2 separate regions of the Homo sapiens genome follow, and region 2 is linked to region 1. A link is a loop called in an ENCODE intact Hi-C map of the cell type or tissue named here. Cell type or tissue: gastrocnemius medialis. All regions are shown on one strand. Each heading gives the region's core, and the rest is flanking DNA. Links, peaks and the distances in the headings are about the cores only. Region 1 has its middle 42 kb from the start of SNORA2C. Region 2 holds the start of OR8S1 (olfactory receptor family 8 subfamily S member 1).

Region 1 (11,481 bases), core at 2,153-10,152:
ATCAGCATTGGGTCACAATCATTTAACCAGTCTCTAGGGAGTTTCAAATTTCAATCATCTTTCTGTCTTCTTCTGAGCCCTCCACACTCTTCCAACCTCTGCTCATTAACCAGTTCCAAAGTCACTTCCACATTTTCAGGTATCTTCATGGCAATGCCCCACTTCTCAGTACCAATTTTCTGTATTGGTTCATTCTCACATTGCTATAAAGAAATACCTAAGAATGGGTAATTTATAAAGAAAAGAGGTTTAATAGGCTCACAGTTCCACAGACTGTCCAGGAAGCATGATGCTGGCATCTGCTCAACTTCTGGGGAGGTCTCAGGAAACCTACAAGTATGGCAGAAGGCAAAGGGGGAGTGAACACTTCACATTGCTGGAGCAGAAGGAAGAGAGAGAGGGAGGAGGTTTAAATGACAAGATCTCATGAGAACTCACTCACTATGACAGCACCAAGGGGGATGGCATTAAACCATGAGAAACCACCACCATGATCCAATCACCTCCCACCTTCAACACTGAGGATTTCAATTTGACACGAGATTTGGTGGGGACATAGATCCAACCCATGTCATATAGCCTGAGAATAAGTCTAGAAATCGAATACTGTAGTTATCCAACTTTGTTTTCTTTTTCAAAATATTTCTAGTTATGCAAGACACTTTGATTTCCATGTAAGTTTTAGGATTCTCTTGCTAATTTTTACCCAAAAAAAGCCCAATGAATTTTTTATTTGAGGTTATATTAAATATATAGATCTATTTGTGGAGAATTGACTTAACAATATTGAGTCTTCCAATCCATTAACATGGTATGTTTCTCCATTTATTTAGGCCTTCTTTTCTTCAACTTTATTTTATATTAAGGGGGTATATGTGCAGATTTGTTACTTGGGTGTATTGCATGATATTAAGGTTTGGGGTATAAATAATCCCATCACCCAGGTACTGAGCATAGTACCCAATAGTTAGTTTTTCAACTCCTGCCCCCTTTCCTTCCTTCCCCCTCTAGTAGTCCTCAGTTTCCATTGTTGTCTTTATGTCCATGAGTACCCAATGTTTAGCTCTCACTTATAAGTGAGAACATGTGGTATTTGATTTTCTGTTCCTGCATCAATTCACTTTAGATAAGGTAGGCCTTCTTTAATGTCAATGTTTTGTCATTTCCAGTGTATAACTCTTACCCACATTTTGTTATATTTATCCATGTGATATTACGCTATTTTAAATAACTTTAAATTTTATTGTACAGTTGTTTTTGCCAGTTAATAGACATAAAGTTAATTTCTGTATATTTACCTTATATTCTGCAACATTCAAAACTCTTCTAGTTCTGGTATGTATTTGTAGCTTCCTTAGTATTTTCTATATACACGATCATGTCATCTGCAAATAAAGACTAATGTAGTCAGAGTTTTTATTTTAAGTGGGTTTTCAAATTTTCAAATGTTTTGCCTGCATTTATGAGTTTTATCCTCTGTTCTTTCATGTGCTAAATAACATTGACTTATTTTTTAAATGTTAAAACTATTTTGCATTCCTGAAATAAACCACACTTGATCATGATATATGATCATATTTTTACATTACTGGAATTAATTTGTTAAAATTTTGTTAAGAATTTTTTATCTGTGTTTGTGAAGTATAATCTGTAATTTTACTGTTTTCATGTCTTTGTAAGGTTTGGTATTAAGACTATTCTGGTCTCAAAAAACAGGTTAAAGAATGTTCTCTCCTACTCTAGTTTCTGAGAGTTTCTATAGGATTAGTATTATTTCTTCCTTAAAATTTGATAAAAATTTACCAGTGAAGCTATCTGTGTCTGCAGTTTTCACAGTGGGAATCTTTTTAATTGTGAATTTAATTTATTTTCTTTTAATATGTAAGTGTTTTTTCTTCAACTTTCGTTTTACCTTCAGGGGTACATGTACAGGATGTGCAGGTTTGTTACATAGGTAAACGTGTGCCATGTTGATTTGCTGCACGGATCATTCCATCAACCAGGTCTTAAGCCCAGCATCCATTAGCTATTACTCCTGATGCTCTCCCACCCCCCACCTCACCCCCTGACAGGCCCCAGTGTGTGTTGTTCCCCACCATGTGTCCATGTGTTCTCATCATTCAGCTCCCACTTATAAGTGAGAACAGGTGGTGTTTGGTTTTCTACTCCTGCATTAGTCTGCTGAGGATAATGGCTTTCCATCCACGTCCCTGCAAAGGACACGATTTTGTTCTTTTTTATGACCTCATAGTAGTCCACGGTGTATATGTACCACATTTTCTTTATCCAGTCTATTAATGGGATTTAGGTTGATTCCATTACTTTGCTACTGTGAATAGTGCTGCTATGAACATACTTGTGCATGTGTCTGTATAATAGAATGATTTATATTTCTTTGGGTATATACCCAGTAATGGGATTGCTAGTTTGAATGGTATTTCTGTCTCTAGGTCTTTGAAAAATTGCCACAGTGTCTTCCACAATGGTTGAGCTAATTTACACTCCCATCAACAGTGTAAAAGTGTTCCTTTTTCTCTGCAACCTTGCCAGCATCTGCTGTTTTGGGTTTTTTTGTTTTTTTGTTTTTGTTTTTTACTTTTTAATAATAGCTTTTCTGACTGGTGTTTGATGACATCTCATTGTGGTTTTGATTTGCATTTCTCTAGTGATCAGTGATGTTGAGCTTTTTTTTAATGTTTCTTGGCCACATGTGTGTCTTCTTTTGAGAAGTGTCTGTTCATGTCCTTTGCCCACTTTTTAATTGGGTTGGCTTTTGTTTTGTTGTTGTTGTTGTTGTTTGTAAATTTAAGTTCCCTGTAGACTCTCAATATTAGTTCTTTGTCAGATGGAGAGATTGCAAAAATTTTCTCCCATTCTGTAAGTTGTCTGTTTAATGATAGTTTCTTTTGCTGTGCAGAAGATCTTTAGTTTAATTAGATTCCATTTGTCAATGTTTGCTTTTGTTGCAATTGCTTTTGGCTTCTTCGTCATGAAATCTTTGACCATGCCTATGCCCAGAATGGTATGGCCTAGATTTTTCTTCTAGGGATTTTGTAGTTTTGGGTTTTACTTTTAAGTCTTTAATCCATCTTGAGTTAATTTTTGCATATATTGTAAGGAACGGACCCAGTTTCAATTTTTGTCATATGGCTAGCCAGCTCTCCTAGCACCATTTATTAAATAGGGAATCCTTTCCCCATTGCTTGTTTTTGTCAGGTTTGTCAAAGATCAGATGGTTTTAGGTGTGCAGTTGTATTTCTGAGCTCTCTATTCTGTTTCATTGGTCTATGAGTCTATTCTTGTACCAGTACCATGCTGTTTTATTTACTATAGGCTTGTAGTATAGTTTAAAGTTGGGTAGTGTGATGCCTCCAGCTTTATTCTTTTTGCTTAGAATTGTCTTGGCTATTTAGTCTCTTTTTGGGTTCCATATGAATTTTAATATAGTTTCTTCTAATTCTATGAAGAATCTCAATGGTAGCTTAATTGGAACAGCATTGAATCTATAAATTACTTTGGAAAGTATGGACATTTTCACAATATTTATGCTTCCTATCCATAAGCACAGAATGTTTCTCCATTTGTTTGTGTCCTCTATTATTTCTTTGAGTAGTGGTTTGTAGTTTCCTTTAAGAGATCCTTCACCTCCCTTGTTAGCTGTATTCCTAGGTATTTTACTCTTTTTGTAACGATTGTGAATGGGAGTTCATTCATAATATGGCTCTCTGCTTGCCTGTTTTTGGTGTATAGGAATGCTAGCAATTTTTGCACATTGATTTTGTATCCTGAGACTTTGCTGAAGTTGCTTATCAGCTTAAGAAGCTTTTGCGCCAAGACAATGGGGTTTTCTATATATAAGATCATGTCATCTGCAAACAAACATAATTTGACTTCCTCTCTTCCTATTTTGAAAACTCTTTATGTCTTTCTGTTGCCTGATTGCCCTGGCCAGAACTTTCAATACTATGTTAAATAGAAGTGGTGAGAGAGAGTATCCTTGTGTCAGTTTTCAAGGGGAATGCTTCTAGCTTTTGCCTATTCCGTATGGTGTTAGCATGTGGGTTTGTCATAGATGGCTCTTATTATTTTCAGGTATGCACCTTCGATAGCTTGTTCACTGTTTTAAACGTGAAGGGATGTTGAATTTTATTAAAGGCCTTTTCTGCATCTATTGAGATAGTCATGTCGTTTTTGTCTTTAGTTCCATTTATGTGATGAATCATGTTTATTGATTTGTGTATGTTAAACCAAACTTGCATCCCAGGGATGAAGCCAACTTGATCATGGTGGATAAGGTTTTTGATATGCTGCTGGATTCAGTTTGTCAGTATTTTACTGAAGACATTTACATCAATATTCATCAAGGATATTGCCCTGGGGTTTTGTTTTTTTGTTGCATCTCTGCCATGTTTTGGTATCAGGATGATGCTGGCCTCATAAAATAAGTAAGGGAGGAGTCCCTCCTTTTCAATTTTTTGCAGTAGTTTCAGTAGAAATGATACCAGCTCCTCTTCAAACCTCTGGTAGAATTCAGCTGTGAATTTGTCTGGTCCTGGGCTTTTTTTTTCTTTTTTTTTTTTTTTTTTTTTTGGTTGGTAGGCTTATTTATTACTGCCTCAATTTTAAAACTCATTATTGGTCTATTCACAGATTCAATTTCTTCCTGGTTCAGTCTCAGGAGGGTGTACATGTCCAGAAATGTATCCATTTCTTCTAGATTTTTAAATTTTGTTTGTTTGCTTGTTTGTTTGTTTTTTGAGACAGGGTCTTGCCCTGTCACCCATGCTGGTGTGCAGTGGTGTGATCATGGCTCACTGCAGCTTCCACCTTCTGGGTTCAAGAGATCCTCCTGCCTCACCCTCCTTAGTAGCTGGGACTATAGGCATGTGCCACCACACCTGGCTAATTTTTGTATTTTCAGTAGAGATGGGGTTTCACCATGTTGGCCAGTGGAGGCACTGAAAACGTCAGATGCAGAGGTGGATTTTTTTTCTTTTTTTTTTTTTTTGAGATGGAGTTTCACTCTTGTCTCCCAGGCTGGAGTGCAGTGGTGTCATCTTGGCTCATTGGAACCTCCACCTCCAAGTTTCAAGCGATTCTCTTCCCTCAGCCACCCTGGTAGCTGGGACTACAGGCATGCACACTACTCCTGGCTAATTTTTGTATTTTTTGTAGAGACAGGGTTTCCCCATGTTGGCCAGGCTGGTCTCAAACTCCTGACCTCAGGTGATCCACCAGCCTCAGCCACCCAAAATGCTGGGATTACAGGCATGAGCCACTCCAAATGGCATAGATTTTCTAGTTTATATGCATAGTAGTGATTATAGTATTCTCTGATGGTTGTTTGCATTTCTGTGGGGTCAGTGCTGATATCTCCCTTATCACTTCTGATTGTGTTTATTTGAATCATCTCTCTTTTCTTCCTTATTAGTCTATCTATTTTAATAATTTTTTTCAAAAAACCAGCTCCTGGATTCATTGATGTTTTAATGGATTTTTTGTGTCAGTTCAGCTCTCATCCTTCAGTTCAGCTCTTATCTTAGTTATTTCTTGTCTTCCACTAGCTTTGGGGTTTGTTTGCTCTTGGTTCTCTAGTACTTTTAGTTGACATGTTAGGTTGTTAATTTGATGTTTTTCTAGCTTTTTGATGTGGGCATTTAGTGCTATAAATTTCCCGCTTAACATTGCTTTAGCTATGTCCCAGAGATTGTGGTACATTGTCTCTTTGTTCTGATTAGTTTCAAAGAACTTCTTGATTTCTACCTTAATTTCATTATTTACCCAAGAGTCATTCAGGAGCAGGTTGTTCAATTTCCATGTAGTTGTGTAATTTTGAGTGAATTTCTTAATCTTGAGTTCTAACTTGATTACACTGTGGTCTGAGAGGTTGTTATTATTTCAGTTCTTTTGCATTTGCTGAGAAGTGTTTTACTTCCAATTATGTGATCAATTTCAGAGCAAGTGCTGTGTAGCAATGAGAAAGAAGAATGTATACTCTGTTGTTTTGTGGTTGAGTGTGCTGTAGATATCTGTCAGGTCCACTTGATCCAGAGCTGAGTTCATGTCCTGAATATATTTGTTAATTTTCTTTCTCAATGATCTGTTTAATATTGTCAGTGGGGTGTTAACATCTCCCACTATTATTGCGTGGGAGTCTCAGTCTCTTTATAGGTCTCTAAGAACCTGCTTTATTAATCTGGGTGCTCCTATATTGGGTGCACATATGTTTAGGATAATTAGCTCTTCTTTTTGAATTGAACCCTTTACCACTGTGTAATGCCCTTCTTTGTCTTTTTTTATTTTTGCTGGTTTAAAATTAGTTTTGTTAGAAACTAGGATTGCAACCCCTGATTTTTTCTGCTTTCCACTTGCTTGGTAAACTTTCCTCCATCCCTTTATTTTGAGTCTGTGTGTCTTTGCAAATGAGATGTGTCTCTTGAAGACAGCATACCAACGGGTCTTATCTCTTTATCCAGTTTGCCATTCTGTGTCTTTTAATTGGGGCATTTAGCCCATTAACATTTAAGGTTAGTGTTGTTATGTGTGAATTTGATCCTGTCATCATGATGCTAGCTGGTTATTTTGCAGACCTTGTTTATGTGGTTGCTTCATATTGTCACTGGTCTGTGTACTTCACTGTATTTTTATAGTGGCTGGTAGTGGTTTTCTTTTCCATATTTAGTGCTTCCTTCAGGAGCTCTTGCAAGGCAGGCCTGGTGGTGATAAATTCCCTAAGCATTTGCTTCTCTGAAAAGGGTCTTAGTTCTCCTTTGCATATGAAGCTTAGCTTGGCTAGATATAAAATTCCAGGTTGGAAATTCTTTTCTTTAAGAATGTTGAATATTGGCCCTCAATCTCTTCTGGCTTGTATGGTTTCCACTGAGAGGTTTGCTGTTAGTCTGATGGGTTTTCCTTTGTAAGTGACCTAGCCTTTCTTTCTGGCTGCCCTTAACATTTTTTTCTTTCATGTAGACCTTGGAGACTCTGAGGATTATGTGTCTTGGGGTTGATCTTCTCGTGGAGTATCTTACTGGAGTTTTCTGCATTTCCTGAATTTGAATGTTGGTCTGTCTTGCTAGGTTGCAGAAGTTCTCCTGGATGATATTCTGTAGTATGTTTTCCAACTTGGCTCCATTTGCCCCATCTCTTTCAGGTACCCCAATCAGTCATAGGTTAGGTCTTTTTAAACAGTCTCATATTTCTCTGAGGTTTTGTTCATTCCTTTTCATTCTTTTTTGCCTGTCTTATTCAGAAAGATTGTCTTCAAGCTCCGAGATTATTACTATTCTTGTCTGCCTGTCTTATTTCAGCAAGATAGTCTTGAAGCTCTGAGATTCTTTCCTCCACTTGGTCTATTCTGCTACTGATACTTGTGACACATTGTGATGTTCTCATGTTGTGTTTTCAGCTCCATCAGGTCTGTTTTGTTCCGCTCTAAACTGGCTATTCTGGCTATTAGCTCCTGTATTGTTTCATTTTGTATTTTGTAGAGGTGGAGATTTGCTCTGTCACCCAGGCTGGAGTGCAGTGGCCTGATCTCAGCACACTGCAACCACTGCCTCCTGAGTTCACTGGTTCTCCTGCCTCAGCCTCCCAATTAGCTGGGATTACAGGCAAGCACCACTGTGCCCAGCTAATTTTTTTGTATTTTTGGTACAGACAGTTTTCATCATGTTGGCCAGTCTGGTCTCAAACTCCTGACCTCATGATCTGCCTGCCTCAGCCTCCAAAGTCCTGGGATTATAGGCATGAACCACTGCACCCAGCCTCCTATATTGTTTTATCATGATTCTTAGCTTCTTTGCATTGGGTTAGAACATGCTCTTTTAGTTCAGTGAGGTTCATTATTACCCATCATCTGAAGCCTACTTCTGTCAATTCAGCCATCTCAGCCTGAGCCCAGTTTTGTGTCCTTGCTGGAAAAGTGTTGTGGTCATTTGGAGGAAAAAAGGCCCTCTGGCTTTTTGAGTTTTCAGCTTCTTTGCATTGATTCTTCCTCATCTTTGTGGGCTTATCAACCTTGAATCTTTGAGGTTGCTAACCTTTGAACAGACTTCTTGTGGGGTCTTTTTTGTTGATGTTGTTGCTGTTGTTTTCTGTTTGTTTGTTTGCTTGTTTGTTTTTCTCTTAACAGTCAAGCTACACTACTGTAGGGCTTCTGTGGTTTGCTGGGGGTCCACTTCAGACCCTAGTTGCCTTGTTTTTTCCAGTACTTGGAGGTATCACCAGTGAAGGCTGCAAAACAGCAAAGATGGCTGCCAGCTCCTTCCTCTGGAAACTTTGTCCCAGGTGGGTACTGACCTGTTGCTGGCCCAAACACACTGGTAGGAGGTGTCTGGAGACCCCTGTTGGGAGGTCTCACCCAGTCAGGAGGAATGGGATCAGGGACCCACTTAAATAAGCAATCTGTGCCGGGCACAGTGGGCTCATGCCTGTAATCCAACACCCTGGGAGGCCGAGGCAGGTGGATCACGAGGTCAGGAGATCGAGACCATCCTGGCTAACATGGTGAAACCCCATCTCCACTAAAAAAAAACAAAAAAAAAAAATTAGCCAGGTGTGGTGGCAGGTGCCTGTAGTCCCAGCTACTCGGGAGGCTGAGGCAGGAGAATGGCATGAACCTGGGAGGTGGAGCATGCAATGAGCCGAGATCATGCCACTGCACTCCAGCCTGGGGGACAGAGTGAGACTCCGTCTCAAAAATAAATAAATAAATAAGCAATCTGACTGCTTTTTGATAGAGCAGGTGTGCTGCACTGGGGGGAGCCCTTCCTTGTCCAGACTGTTTGTATTCTCCAAAGCCGATAGGCTGGAAAAGACTGAGTCAACCAAACCACAAAGACAGCAGCTGCACCTCCCCCAGGGGCTCTATCCCAGGGAGAGATCAGAGCTTTTTCTGTAGAACCCTAGCTGGAGTGGCTGAAGCTCCCACAGAGAGGTTGCACCCAGTGAGGAAGAATGAACTGGGGTCCCGCTTAAAGAAGCAGTCTGACCACAGTCTGGCAAGGTGGCTGTGTTGCTTTGTGAGGGACTTTTCCTCATCCAGACTTTATATTCTCCAAAACCAGCAGACTGGAATGGCTGAGTCTACCAAACTACAGCAATTATGAGTTTAATTTCTTTTATAGATATAAGATTATTCAGATTTGTATTAATTCTTATGTCATTCTGGTCATTAGCATCTTTCAAGTAATTTAAAAATTTTATTTAAATTGTCAAATGTATTGGCATAAGGTTGTTCATAATACTGCCTTTTAATTCTTTTAATATCTGTAGGGTTTGTAGTGATACCTCTTCTTTTGTTTATTGATATTGATAATTTGTGTTTGTCTGGGTTTAAGTCAATTTAGCTGATAATTTATCAATTTTATTGATTTTTTTCAAAGAGCTAATTTTTTGCCTGTAATCCCAGCAATTTGGAAGGCCAGACCACTTGAGCCTAGGAGTCCAAGACCAGCCTGGGCAACATGGTGAAACCCTGACTCTACAAAAAATCTAAAACATTAGCCAGGCATGGTGGTGTATACCTGTAGTTCCAGCTACCTGGGAGGCTGAGATGGGAGGATCACCTGAGCCCAAGAGGTTGAGGCTGCAGTGAGCCATGATCATATCACTGCACTCCAGCCTGAATGACAGAACAATACCCTGTTTCAAATTTTTAAAAACTAATTTTTGTTTTATTGGTTTTTCTCCTTTATATTCATTGATTTCCATTCTTTGTTATTTTCTCTGTTCTATTTACTCTGAGTCCATCTTGCTTTTCCTGATCTACCTTGTTAAAGTGGAAGCTTAAATTATTGGTTTTAAATATTTATCTTTCTAACATAAGCATTTAAAGACATAAAGTTTCTTCTAAGCACTGATTTAGCAGCATTTCACAATTTTTCATATGTAATTATTATAATTTAGTTCAAAATATTTTCTAATTTCCCTTGTGATTTCTTCCTTTACTCATGGGTTATTTAAACACACATTGCATGCGAGGCACAATGGCTCATGCCTGTAATCCCAGCACTTTGGGAGGCCAAGGCAGGAGAATTTTTTGGGGCCAGGGGTTTGAGACCAGCCTGGGCAATATAGCAAGACCTTGTCTCTACAAAAAAAAAAAAAACTTAATTAAGCAGATATAGTGGCACATGCCTCTAGTCCCAGCCACTCAGGAGGCTGCAACAGGAAGATTATTTGAGTCCAGGAGTTTGAGGTTACAGTAAGCTATGATCACACCACTGCACTGCAGCCTGCGCAACGGAGTGAGACTATGTCTCTCAAAAAATCATAATAATAGGCTGGGCGCACATCTATAATCCCAGCTCACATCTATAATCCCAGCACTTTGGGAGGCCGAGGCGGGTTCATGAGGTCAGGAATTTGAGACCAGCCTGGCCAACATGGTGAAACCCCGTCTGTACTAAAATACAAAAAATTAGCCGGGTGTGGTGGTGTGTCTCTGTAGTCCCAGCTACTCGGGAGGCTGAGGCAAGAGAATCACTTGAACCCAGGAGGCAGAGGTTGCAGTGAGCCGAGATCGCATCACTGCACTCCAGCCTGGTGGCAGAGCGAGCCTCCATCTCAAAAAAAAAAAATCATCATAAAATAAAAGTATGTTGCTTAAATTCTAGATATTTTATTGTTGTTTATTTCTAATTTACTCCCCTTGTGGTAATAGAAAATATTCAGCTTTATCTTAATTCTTTGAAATTTATTGAGTTTTGTTTTATAGCCCAGCATATGGTCTATTTTGGTGAGAAAGTCTTTCTTGCTGTTATACATGAAGTGTACTATAAATGTCAATCATATCAAGTTGGTTGATAGTGTTTTGTAAGTTTTCTACATACATACTGATTTTCTGACTACTCGTTGAATAAATGCTTGAGAGAAGAACGTTGAAATATCCAACTGTAGTCATTTCAGCTCTATCAGTTTTTCCCTCATTCACTTCATTTTGAAGCTCTGTTATTGAGTCCACACACATTTCAGATTGTTCTACCTTCTTGATGAATTTAACTCGTTATCATTATATAAATTCTTATTTATTCCTAGAAAATTTCTTGTTTGGAACTCTATTTTGTCTTACATTAATACAACCACTACAGCTTTCTTTGTTGTTGTTGTTGTTGTTTTACTTTAATCACCTTGACAAGTACAACTTTCTTATGATAATCATTTTCATGACATATTCTCATGTTTATATTTATATTTAAAGTTCATTTATTACAGAACAAAACGCTGGTTACCGGGAGCAGGTGTGAGGAGGAAATGAGGAGATGTATGTCAGAGAATGCAAAGTGGCAGATATATAGGATGAACGAATCTAGAGATCAAATGTACATAAAACATGAGGATCACAGGTAATAAAATTGTACTCTATACGGGATTCAAGCTAAATGAGTATATTTTAGCTGCTCTTGCCACAAAAACAAAAACCATGAGTAACTGCATGAGATGATGGATATGAAAATTTGCTTCACCATAGTCAACCTA
Region 2 (11,481 bases), core at 1,623-9,622, 86 kb before region 1:
ATATACACATGATCAAAGAGGTATGCATACATTTTTATATATGGGGATATACATTTTATATATAAGTATGCACTTTATATATTTACATATATAAATCTTATCAAATTTCAAGGAACTCTTAAATATACACATACATACATATATAAATTCTTAGATACATCTATGAATAAATGTTCTAATCAATAGATGAATAAAAATTAAAAACTTTAAATTCCTTACCAACAAGGAAAGCAAATGTTTTAAAAAATTGATTGATTATTCTAAATATCCTTAAGTTGTATTTGTTTTGCTTAGTTAATAAGTTGAGCCGAGTGCAGTGGCTCATGCTTGTGATGCCAGCACTTTGGGAGGCCAAGTTGAGTCCAGGAGTTTGAGACCAGCCTGAGTAATGTGGCAAAACCCTGTCTTTACTAAAAACACAAAAAATTAGTTGGGTGTGATGGCGCATGCCTACAGTCGCCCAGCTACTCAGGAGGCTGAGGTGGGAGAATCACCTGAGCCCAGGAAGTCAAGGCTGCAGTGAGCCGTGTTTGCACCACTGTACTCCAACCTGGGAAATGGGAGTGAGAGCCTCTCTCAAAAATAAATTGGCAAGGGACAGTAGGAAATAATCTTTTGCCAGAGAGTCTAGTTTGAATAAAAACATTATACCTCATTGTAAATAAATAAATACAAATTTTCATTTATACTACAGTCTGTTACTACTTATGACTCTAATAAACTATTAAACCAATGCTTCCCTAAATATCCCTATTCTGACCAATCAAACTGTAACAGGTTCCTGTGTAGCCATCAAAATGGATCGATCAAAGAAAATATATTTGAACAGACTTTATGCAAATGAATGTTTGTGAGCTTGTGAACTTTTTTCTTTTTAACTATTTGATCAAAAAATCATTTTTCACAACAAATTTGCCTGGAGGTGATTTCACCTGAGAAGTCCCAGAGAGACTAGGCTTTAGAATGTCAGTTGAAAACTATTTCTTTCCTGCTTGGGGAACAAAACACCATTTTCAACTCCCACTAGATTCTAAGGATTTAGATTTAATGATTATAGGCCATTGCATCAATCTAGATGTTCCAAAGGCCACACCTAGGAGATCCCCATTGGTCCTTATAACAATCAATGTTATTAAAGTTCTTTCTTATTAAATCTGACTTCGTATTGTGACTACAGAACATAAAAGCTGTTCTCCTGTCCAACAAAGGCAATCACCTGAACCGGCAACCTTAACATAGCTGCACTGCAGATTGGTTAAACCAAACTATACTGCATATAAATGAGACATTGGTTTCAGAAACAGGAAAACTAAAGGATATTTTAGAACCTTTGAAAAAAGGACCTGCCCTATGGCTATTTAACTTATTAGTGTAGAATTCACTAAAGCATTTTATCATCAATAGGACTTTATAAACTCAACCATGAAACAATATTTTAAAAGTAACCTTCTCCAGTTCATTGTTATTTTTAGCAGAGGCAGCTAAATAAAAATCCTGCAGCCAAGTTGGAGAGAAGATTGCCGTACTGGACAGGATGTACAGGCAATCTGTATTTGGGGCATGGGAAGGATTTTGAGGCTGAGTTTCTAGATTAAGATTTAATTAGTAAAGATTCAGATGTCCCCCTTGGCTGGGCTTTGAACTCATCAGGAATAGCCAGGACCAGGAAACTGATGGGGACATCATAATGAGTCCTATGGGTGACCCAAGGTCAGACTTAGGATGTAAGGCCAAAGCTGGGAGTTATGAGTAAACATTCACTGTTCAAGGAAATAGAGCACTGTTGTAACCCAGACCTGAAGACTCATGAAATACATACTTGAGGGCCATGAGGGAGAACACATTCTGGCCATAAGGGAGAAATCTGGCCATAAGGGAGAAATGATCAGAGAATAGTGGGACAGGACATCCCCCTGTAAGGTAGGGATTACCAGCAGCAGGCATTTCCAGCAGAAACTAGATGCTCAGAGTCCAACTTTGCAGTCCTACAAGATGAATTCCCAACTTTTTTCCTATTGTCTGAGACAGTGGTCCAGAATCTGCAGTACTGCACAGAATCCTGGCTGTTGCTACACCCTATATACCCACTCATGTATTCCTGTATCATGAAATCCTTTCAAGTCTTCCTCTTGCTTACTTGTCCAGAGATTCCAGGCATTCCTGGGATACACATCTTCCCTAGTAATTATATCGAAGATTCCCCTAGGTGTCTACATGAGTCCCAACCAACTTCTCTCCCACTTGTCATGTCTGGAGTCTGCTAGCAATACCTATTAGGAGGAATTACATGCCCTCCTTTCTGAATGACAGCATCCACAGTAACTGCAAAGTGGCTTATCTCTTAAAAAAAAAAAAAAAGCCTCCACACCAAAATAATTCCTCACCTCCTGTTTTTCTTCTAATTGAGGTAATGAGCAGGAGTGGGCTTCTACCAGTAATGATTTCAATGTGATTTTCTTACTAAAGGCACAAAGTAAGAATAACAACAGCAGCATTAGCAGAAACAACTTTGATTTTTGATAGTGCTTCACCCTATAGGAGAATTTATCTGAGTTTTATCTAGACTTACAAACTTAATAAATAATTTTAATAATAACAAATGTCAATGAACAGTTAGGAGTAGGTAGTTTGAAGCGCCTTATATATAATCTCATACTTAATCCTCAAAACCTTACATAGTACTATTATATGCATTTTATATGCTAAGAAATTGAGATACAGAGCTTTGTGTATATTGTACAAGTCATATAGCTAATTAATAGTACAGCTGGAATGTGAACGTAGTCTGACACAGGAGTCCACTTAGCCATTGATCTGTGTGGCTCAATTATACTCTAAGCATCAGCTTTTCAGAACTACCCATGTTTTACTGAACATGACTTGATTTTTCCTCAGTCTTGAGTGTTCGAACACATTCTTCATGCCAATTAATTGTCTCTTTGATATTTATTTTCCTAGGTCAATCATATGCTTGCTTTCTCTTTTTTTTTTTTTTTTTTTTTTTGAGACAGAGTTTCGCTCTTGTTGCCCAGACTGGAGTACAATGGCACAATCTCAGCTCACCACAACCTCCACCTCCCAGGTTCAAGTGATTCTCCTGCCTCAGCCTCCCAAGTAGCTGGGATTACAGGCGTGAGCCACCACGCTCAGCTAATTTTGTATTTTTAGTAGAGACAGGGTTTCTCCATGTTGGTCAGGCTGGTCTCGAACTCCGGACCTCAGGTGACCCACCCGCCTCGGCCTCCCAAAGTGCTGGGATTACAGGCATGAGCCACCGCGCCCGGCCAATCATATGCTTTCTTTAAAAATGTGTTCAAATTTCTTCAATGTATTATCATTACTGACCCCTATATAAATCAAAATTTGAGCTCTCTTCATATTAATTACACTGTTACAATTTCTTGTTTTCACATCCATGTTCTTCAGTGGACCATTTAAAGAGCAAAGACTACACCTCAATCACCTTTATGTTCCATGTGACCGATATGAAAAGAGAATCAGTACCATGAGAAAACTGTCTGGAGTAATCTTGACTTGGCTGCTATGATTTTACGAGTTATTTCTAGGGAGTAGCCTTTGTAAATGGCCTTGGGGAATCACAGCACCATCACCGAGTTCCTCCTCCTTGGGCTGTCTGCCGACCCCAACATCCGGGCTCTGCTCTTTGTGCTGTTCCTGGGGATTTACCTCCTGACCATAATGGAAAACCTGATGCTGCTGCTCATGATCAGGGCTGATTCTTGTCTCCATAAGCCCATGTATTTCTTCCTGAGTCACCTCTCTTTTGTTGATCTCTGCTTCTCTTCAGTCATTGTGCCCAAGATGCTGGAGAACCTCCTGTCACAGAGGAAAACCATTTCAGTAGAGGGCTGCCTGGCTCAGGTCTTCTTTGTGTTTGTCACTGCAGGGACTGAAGCCTGCCTTCTCTCAGGGATGGCCTATGACCGCCATGCTGCCATCTGCCGCCCACTACTTTATGGACAGATCATGGGTAAACAGCTGTATATGCACCTTGTGTGGGGCTCATGGGGACTGGGCTTTCTGGACGCACTCATCAATGTCCTCCTAGCTGTAAACATGGTCTTTTGTGAAGCCAAAATCATTCACCACTACAGCTATGAGATGCCATCCCTCCTCCCTCTGTCCTGCTCTGATATCTCCAGAAGCCTCATCGCCTTGCTCTGCTCCACTCTCCTACATGGGCTGGGAAACTTCCTTTTGGTCTTCTTATCCTACACCCGTATAATCTCTACCATCCTAAGCATCAGCTCTACCTCGGGCAGAAGCAAGGCCTTCTCCACCTGCTCTGCCCACCTCACTGCAGTGACACTTTACTATGGCTCAGGTTTGCTCCGCCATCTCATGCCAAACTCAGGTTCCCCCATAGAGTTGATCTTCTCTGTGCAGTATACTGTAGTCACTCCCATGCTGAATTCCCTCATCTATAGCCTGAAAAATAAGGAAGTGAAGGTAGCTCTGAAAAGAACTTTGGAAAAATATTTGCAATATACCAGACGTTGAGTTAAAAAACAAACATTGTTGGCCGAGCACTGTGGCTCATGCCTGCAGCAGGAGGATTGCTTGAGCTCAGGAGTTCGAGATTAGCTTGGCCAACATGGTGAAACCCTGTCTCCAAAAAAAAAAAAAAATAGGCCGGGCATGGTGGTGTGCACCTGTAATTCCAGTTACTTGGAAGGCTGAGGGAGGAGGATCACTTGAGCGTGGGAGGTCAAGGCTGCAGTGAGCTGAGATTGCACCACTGCACTCCAGCCTGGGCAACAGAGCAAGACCCTGTCTCAAAAAAAAAAGATTTTGGAAAATTTAGGTCAAGCTGCATACAACATGACACTGGATAAGTTTATAGTAGTAAGTATTCCTGGCTACCCTCAGTGTCTGATACTGCAAGCTGTAAATTAGAAGTGCATGAGAGAATGGTACAAAGTTATTACAAGTAGGAAGGTTAACTTTAATCCCTCTTAGTGACAAAGCAAATTATTAAATTATTACCTCAATAAAGTTTTGTTATGAACATATTGATTCATTTTTCTCATTCTAAAACATTCATCTTGGGCTTTGCATTTAGTAAAATCATTAGCGTCGCAAATCTATCATTATTTTTAATTTACTTTGGTGAACACACTAAAAGTCATGGCATTTAATAAGAACACAGTGTCATGGATGCGTGGGAGAGAAAAGTCACTAGATAAGACTTGATGGGAAGAAAGAGAAAGATTTCCAACCGTGTGGCCATAGAAGACATAAACACCTAAGAGAACTTCAGAGAGGGAATCAACATACTGAGGCAGAACTTGGACTCAGATAAAATTCCCAAGAACTTCACTGTGTGTGCAGCTTGGTGGCCAGCTCTCCGGTGCAAAAGATTGCAAGGAGGCTCTGTGGCTCTAGAAACTTCATTCCTCACATGGTCTTCATTCACTGTATACGGGATTTATATTTTTTCCAATTAGCTGATCTTATCAGTGTGTCTTTTCCTTGTAGAGTGCAGGCTATGTACCCTAGACAAATAATCTTGTTTTGACCTCATCTCAAGTGAATCCTGAAACTATCTTTGTCTCATCTTTCATTGTTTAGTGTCAGGTGGTTTGCCGGTTCTAAGGGCACTGAAAAACTCTCACGTAATAAACATTTTTTCCTATAAAACAAATGCTTCTGATTTGTTTAAGCTATATTTTACAATTGCCTAACTTACTGTAGTTAACTGAAAAGGTGCAAAAACTATCTACAAATTATTGAATTTATTGAATATTAACTTGCACTTTTCTCAAGCTTCTTTCACAAACTCTCTTCGTTCTAATTGTCAGTTTTAAAAGCTTTTCATGAAAAAAACGTATCTGTTACAAGGGGGAAAGAAGCCTCCGGGACAGCAGTCATTTGCCTCAGCTGCACAAAGGCCAGGCCAGATGGAAGAGACCAGCCTTCACCGAAGGCCGCAGGGAGCCCGGACACCCGGAGCTGAGCATTCCGGTCACGCCTCAACCCCAAGGGGCCTGCGCATGCTCCGCGCTGCGCGCGGCGCCCACGGCCCTGCCCTGATACGCAGGAGCCCCGGGATAGAGAAACCCAGATGAAAACACAAGCCCAGTGAGATGTTGGCCTCCTCATCTGCTACCCTCGCCGTCACCTCTGCGCACCAAGCCTTCTGTCCCGGAGAAGAAGCCGTATTTGGTCTCCCTCGATGGGCGAGACCGGGGCCACGCGGGCACCGTGATCCCGCCACTGCATCCCGGGGACCCGCCGCTCATCCTGGAGCGGCTCAGGGCCGTTTAGCAGCTTCCGCAGGTGCTGCCTGGCCCCCGTAGACACCAAGCCAGCTTATCAAAATTAAGGCAGAAGGCCCAGCATTCGGTGTCCACACACCTGGACAAGCAGGAATGGAATCCTACAATGCGCAAAAACTGATTGCGAAGTGGCCTGAGGCAGAGTGTTTTTCAGTCAGGGACGTTGAAAGCTGGAGTTGACGGGGTTCTTTATCAGATGGTGGATCCAGAACTAAACCACATCCCCAGGCCACCAGTGGAATGAGCAATTCACGAGATCCTGGGCGCCCAGAAGACAGCAATGGTGCCAGTGCCCCCTCCAGAGCCCAAAGACCAGTACCCTCCAGCCTTCCATCTCAGGGCGCTTCCCAAGAATATGTCCCACCCGTTTTGAAAGCTCCATTTGAGTTAATGGTGAAGAAGTAGCTTCGGTTACATGGTTACATAAGAGTGCAACTTCAGAATGAAGATAGGCCGAGGTCTCACTGATTTCGGTATTTCAGCCTTGACTGTGGGCAGTGTCCAGTTTGAACGGGGAGAGAGTTTGACGTTGGGGAAGTTGACTGTGTTGTCCCCTTCGTTGTGCCGCCATTTGACCAGCCTGTCCAAAGGTACAACGCCCAGTAGACACTACAGGGAGATAGAGAGACACTGCAGCAACCTGAGGTTGTCCTGAGACAAACTTTTATACTTGAACATGGAGACTGCACATGGATTTTGGGTTTGTGCTCTGTAATACACAAAAGCTACAATTAAAGAACATAACCAGTCCCAAAGATAATTTCAAAGAATAACGGCAATTTAAGAGGTAGCTGGAAGTGGGGATTTGACAGTGCTTATTTGACGTTACTTCTCAGAGTTGCAAACTAAAATGTACAAACCGTTAGCATCAGATATCTTGATGGTTGAAGGTTGTTATGACCTTCCTGTACATGAATCTTTTACGTTCCCTTTCCCTTGTAAGAGGTGACAAAACATGGAACCCTAGAATGTGTGAGGAAGCTTGGACATTAGGTATAAGGAAAAACATTTGCAAGCTGTCTGTCCAGGGCCTCTTCCTGTCCTGCAAGGGCTGGTGAGTCTTGGGTGTGTTTAGTTTATTCTCATGTTTGTGTTATTTGAAAAAGTGAATGGTCAATAAATGGCTTCAGATTTATAATAAAATCATTTGATACTAAAAGAAAGAAATTTCACTAGGAATTTATCCTGAGTAAATCATCATGAATATGCACAAATGTATTTTTACAAAGATGTTTATTTCAATACTATTTATAGAGGTTAAAATTTTTGTAGCAATCGCCGGGCACGGTGGCTCACACCTGTAATCCCAGCACTTTGGGAGACCGAAGTAGGCAGATCACCTGAGGTCGGGTTCAAGACCAGCCTGACCAACACGGAGAAACCCCTTCTCTACTAAAAATACAAAATTAACCAGTCACGCTGATGCATGCCTGTAGTCCTAGCTATTCGGGAGACTGAGGCAGGAGAATCGCTTGAACCTGGGAGGCGGAGGTTGCGGTGAGCCGAGGTCATGTCATTGCACTCGGCAACAAGAGGGAAACTCCAATGCAAAAAAAAAAAAAAATTGTAGCAATCTAGATGTCTAACAATATGGTTTTTGTTACATATATTCTACTACATCCAGAGAAATATTTCATTACACGGAAACATTCATGATATACACTGTTAAGTTTTAAAAAAGTATATCACAACTCAACATGTAAAGTACAATCTGATTTACGTTTTTATAACTATATTTATTTCTGTCTGTATAACTATGTCATTGTAAATTTATCTATCTACCTATCCATGTTTATATCTGTCATTATTGATATTGCCACAGAAAAAAATAGACACCTCCAAATATTCATTTCTTAATAATGTACAAAATAAAAAATACCCTCATCTGGCCATTGATATTTCACAAATGGTGTCTCCTCTCAACTGATACGCCAGAATACCCTAAACACACTATATATTCCAAACACAACAATTCAAGGCCTGATTTGCTTTCTTTGGCCTAAGATGAGGCATCAGTTAAAACCCCAAGTCAAGCTTCCTATGGTGAAGGAGAGTAGAAATACCTGAACCCTGGACTTGAAGTTGGTTATAGTCAGCGCACAGATGTCACAGGAGGATAGTGATTGAGAGAAAGATACCAACAGACCCAAATTCCTTTTAGCATAAGTAAAAGACATTAGATCATAACTGCATGAAGACATGTCTACAATTCTAGAGGCTCAGCAATGGTCTCCCCATTGCAGGGGCAATGCCCTTGAACTTCAATGCTCACATAACCCCACTGCTTACTATACCGCCCTTCAGTAAAAAGACCCCATCTAGTCCTTAAGGAAACTCTTCTTGTAATTCTCTCAAGGGTTTTTATGTTGTGGCCTCCAGAAATATGAGGAGACCTTGGCTATATATTGACCCTCCCAAGAAGTATAAATAACTGTTGACAATCCTAGCATATACCTGAGTGCTTATTAATGAGAGATTGAATTTATAGGGAATTTCTGAGCATTAATTTCCCAGATACACCGTCACCTTAAGAGGCCTGAAGTTTCCTCCTACAAGACAGATGACAAAAAGGGTGCAAATATACTAGAGACAAAACCACGCAAAGTAATAGTTCATGCTGAGGTTTTTCAATATTATTCTAGCTTCATTGCACTATTTGCTGTTTTACTATTAAAGCCTTTGCAAACTATAAAATTTCTTCTGTCTTTTATCCTCATAAAACATATCACACTTAAAAAGTATGTACTAAACATGTACATTCCAGTTAAAGAATGATTACAAATGAATGTACATGTACCCACTACCCAGCTTTAAGAATTATTCATTTTATTCCAGGCATGGTGGCTCACACCTGTAATCCCAGCACTTTGGGAGGCCAAGGCAGGCAGATCACGAGGTCAGGAGATCGAGACCATCCTGGCTAACATGGTGAAACCCCGTCTGTACCAAATATACAAAAAATTAGCCGGGTGTTGTGGCGGGCGCCTGTAGTCCCAGCTACTTGGGAGGCTGAGGCAGGAAAATGGCGTGAACCCAGGAGGCAGAGCTTGCAGTGAGCCAAGATCGCTCCACTGCACTCCAACCTGGGCGACAGAGCGAGACTCCGTCTCAAAAAAAAAAAAAAAAAAGTTATTCATTTTACCACCCCTCCTCTACTACCCAAAACTAATCACTACCCTGGATTTGTTCATCATTCCCCTTGCTTTGTCGGGGATCAGAACATGATACCCCAAAATGTGGCACTTTAGCATACTGAGTATTTTAAGCAGAAGGAAACAGAAAACCCCAGAATCAGGAAGATCACTCTCTGAACTTCTCCCACCTTTCTTCTTTGAAGAAGGTAATTAGAAAAATTCTCTGACCTATGTCCCCTGAAAGTAGGTCATAAGACCCTCACTCCAGAGGAGTCTTGCCAAGAAGAATCTGAAGCCGTTAACTACCATTAGATCACACCCCTTTGTCCTCCAATCATTCTTCTGTGTGACTGTCCATAAGAATACACAGTTTTCCCTGGGTTTTGGGGTCTTCATTTCTGAAGACTCCAATGTCACATAAAAGTTATATTAAATAAATTTGTATGCTCTTGTTATTCAGTCTTTTGATATAGGGGTATCAGCCAAGAACCTTGTGATAGATGAGAAAAGGATATTACTTTTTCTCTCTTACAATTTTCTTTAAATAATTTAGTTTTATCTGGTTCTGAAGTTTAGATAAATAAAATTATATTATAAGTATTATTGTGACTTGCTTCTTTTCACTCACAGGAAATTATCACCAGACCTAACTATGCTAATTATCAAGAAGACCTAACTATGCTGAATACCTATGCACCCAGATTCATAAAGCAAATATCCTTTTGCTTTAAATTTGCATAAAGCAAATTCTTAGAGACCTGCAAAGAGACTTAGATAACTGCACAATAATAGTGGGAGACTTCAACCGTCCATTGATAGTATTAGACAGATCATCAAGGCAGAAAACTAATAAAAAGATATTCAGGACCAGAACTTGACACTTGATCAATTGGACCTAATACACATCTGCAAAACTCTCCACACAAAAGCAACAGAATATACATTCTTCTCATCGCCACATGACACATACTCTAAAATTGACCATAAAATCGGACATAAAACAATCCTCAGCAAATGAGAAAGAACCAAAATCATACCAACCACAATCTTTCTATAAAAAAAGAAATCAGTACTAAGAAGATTGCTCAAAACCATACAATTATGTGGAAATTAAACAAACTGCTCCTGAATGACCTTTAGGTAAACAATAATATTAAGGCAGAAATCAAGAAATTTTTTGAAACTAATGAGAACAAAGATACAACATACCAGAATCTCTGGGGCACAGTTAAACAATGTTAAGAGTGAAGTTTATGGTGCTAAACACCCACATCAAAAAGTAGAAAGATCTCAAATTAAAACCTAACATCACACCTAGAGGAACTAGAGGAACAAGAGCAAACAAACCACAAAGCTAGAGGAAGGCAAGATCAGAGCTGAACTGAAGGAAATTGAGATGAAAAAAGCATACAAAAGATCAATAAATCCAGGAGATTGTTTTTTGAAAGAATAAATAAAATAGATAGACTACTAGATAGAATAATAAAGAAAAAAAGACAAGATCCAAGTAAACACAATCAGAGATGCCAAAGGGCACGTTACCACCAACCCCACAAAAATATATATATATAAAAAAGACTGCTATGAACACTTCTATGCACACAAGCAAAAAACCTAGGAAAAACAGATATGTTCCTGGATGCATATACCCTCCCAAGACTGAACCAGGAAGAAATTAAATCCCTGAACAGATGAATAATAAATTGCAAAATTGAATGAGTAATAAAAAGCCTATGAACCAGAAAAATCCCAGGATGAGGCAGATTGAAAGCTGAATTCTACCAGATGTATAAAGAAGAGCTGGTATGATTCCTACTGAAGCTAATGCAAAAAAAAAAAAAAAAAAGAGGAACAGGGACTCCTCTCTAATTCATTCTATGAGGCCAACATTATTCTTATGCCAAAACCTAGCAAAGACACAACAACAACAAAACTTCAGGCCACTATCCTTCATGAACATAGATGCAAAAACCCTCAACAAAATACTGTCAAACCAAATCCAGCAGCACATCAAAAAGCTAATCCACCATGATCAGATAAGTTTTATC

What was found. Peaks named below come from ENCODE experiments on the same cell type or tissue, not always from the same donor. Only the 100,000 strongest peaks of a DNase experiment are listed, where the experiment ranks them.
Region 2: a loop joins it to region 1, with 6 times the contacts of the local background. A loop is called at or near these places in 2 of 110 quality-filtered maps.

Annotation. Positions count from the first base shown.
Region 1 is chr12:48,607,054-48,618,534 of GRCh38, forward strand. No RefSeq gene overlaps it. Among named protein-coding and RNA genes, the nearest start is that of SNORA2C, 42 kb to the right of the region's middle. In gastrocnemius medialis, for the core only: no CTCF peak of the experiment used is centred there; no DNase peak of the experiment used is centred there; H3K27me3 peaks cover 251 bases.
Region 2 is chr12:48,522,050-48,533,530 of GRCh38, forward strand. OR8S1 (olfactory receptor family 8 subfamily S member 1) reads left to right here and starts at 3,583. Exons shown (of 1, transcript NM_001390849.1): 1 at 3,583-4,521. The coding sequence starts at 3,583. The coding sequence ends at 4,521. RefSeq lists a silencer at 4,088-4,288. In gastrocnemius medialis, for the core only: no CTCF peak of the experiment used is centred there; no DNase peak of the experiment used is centred there.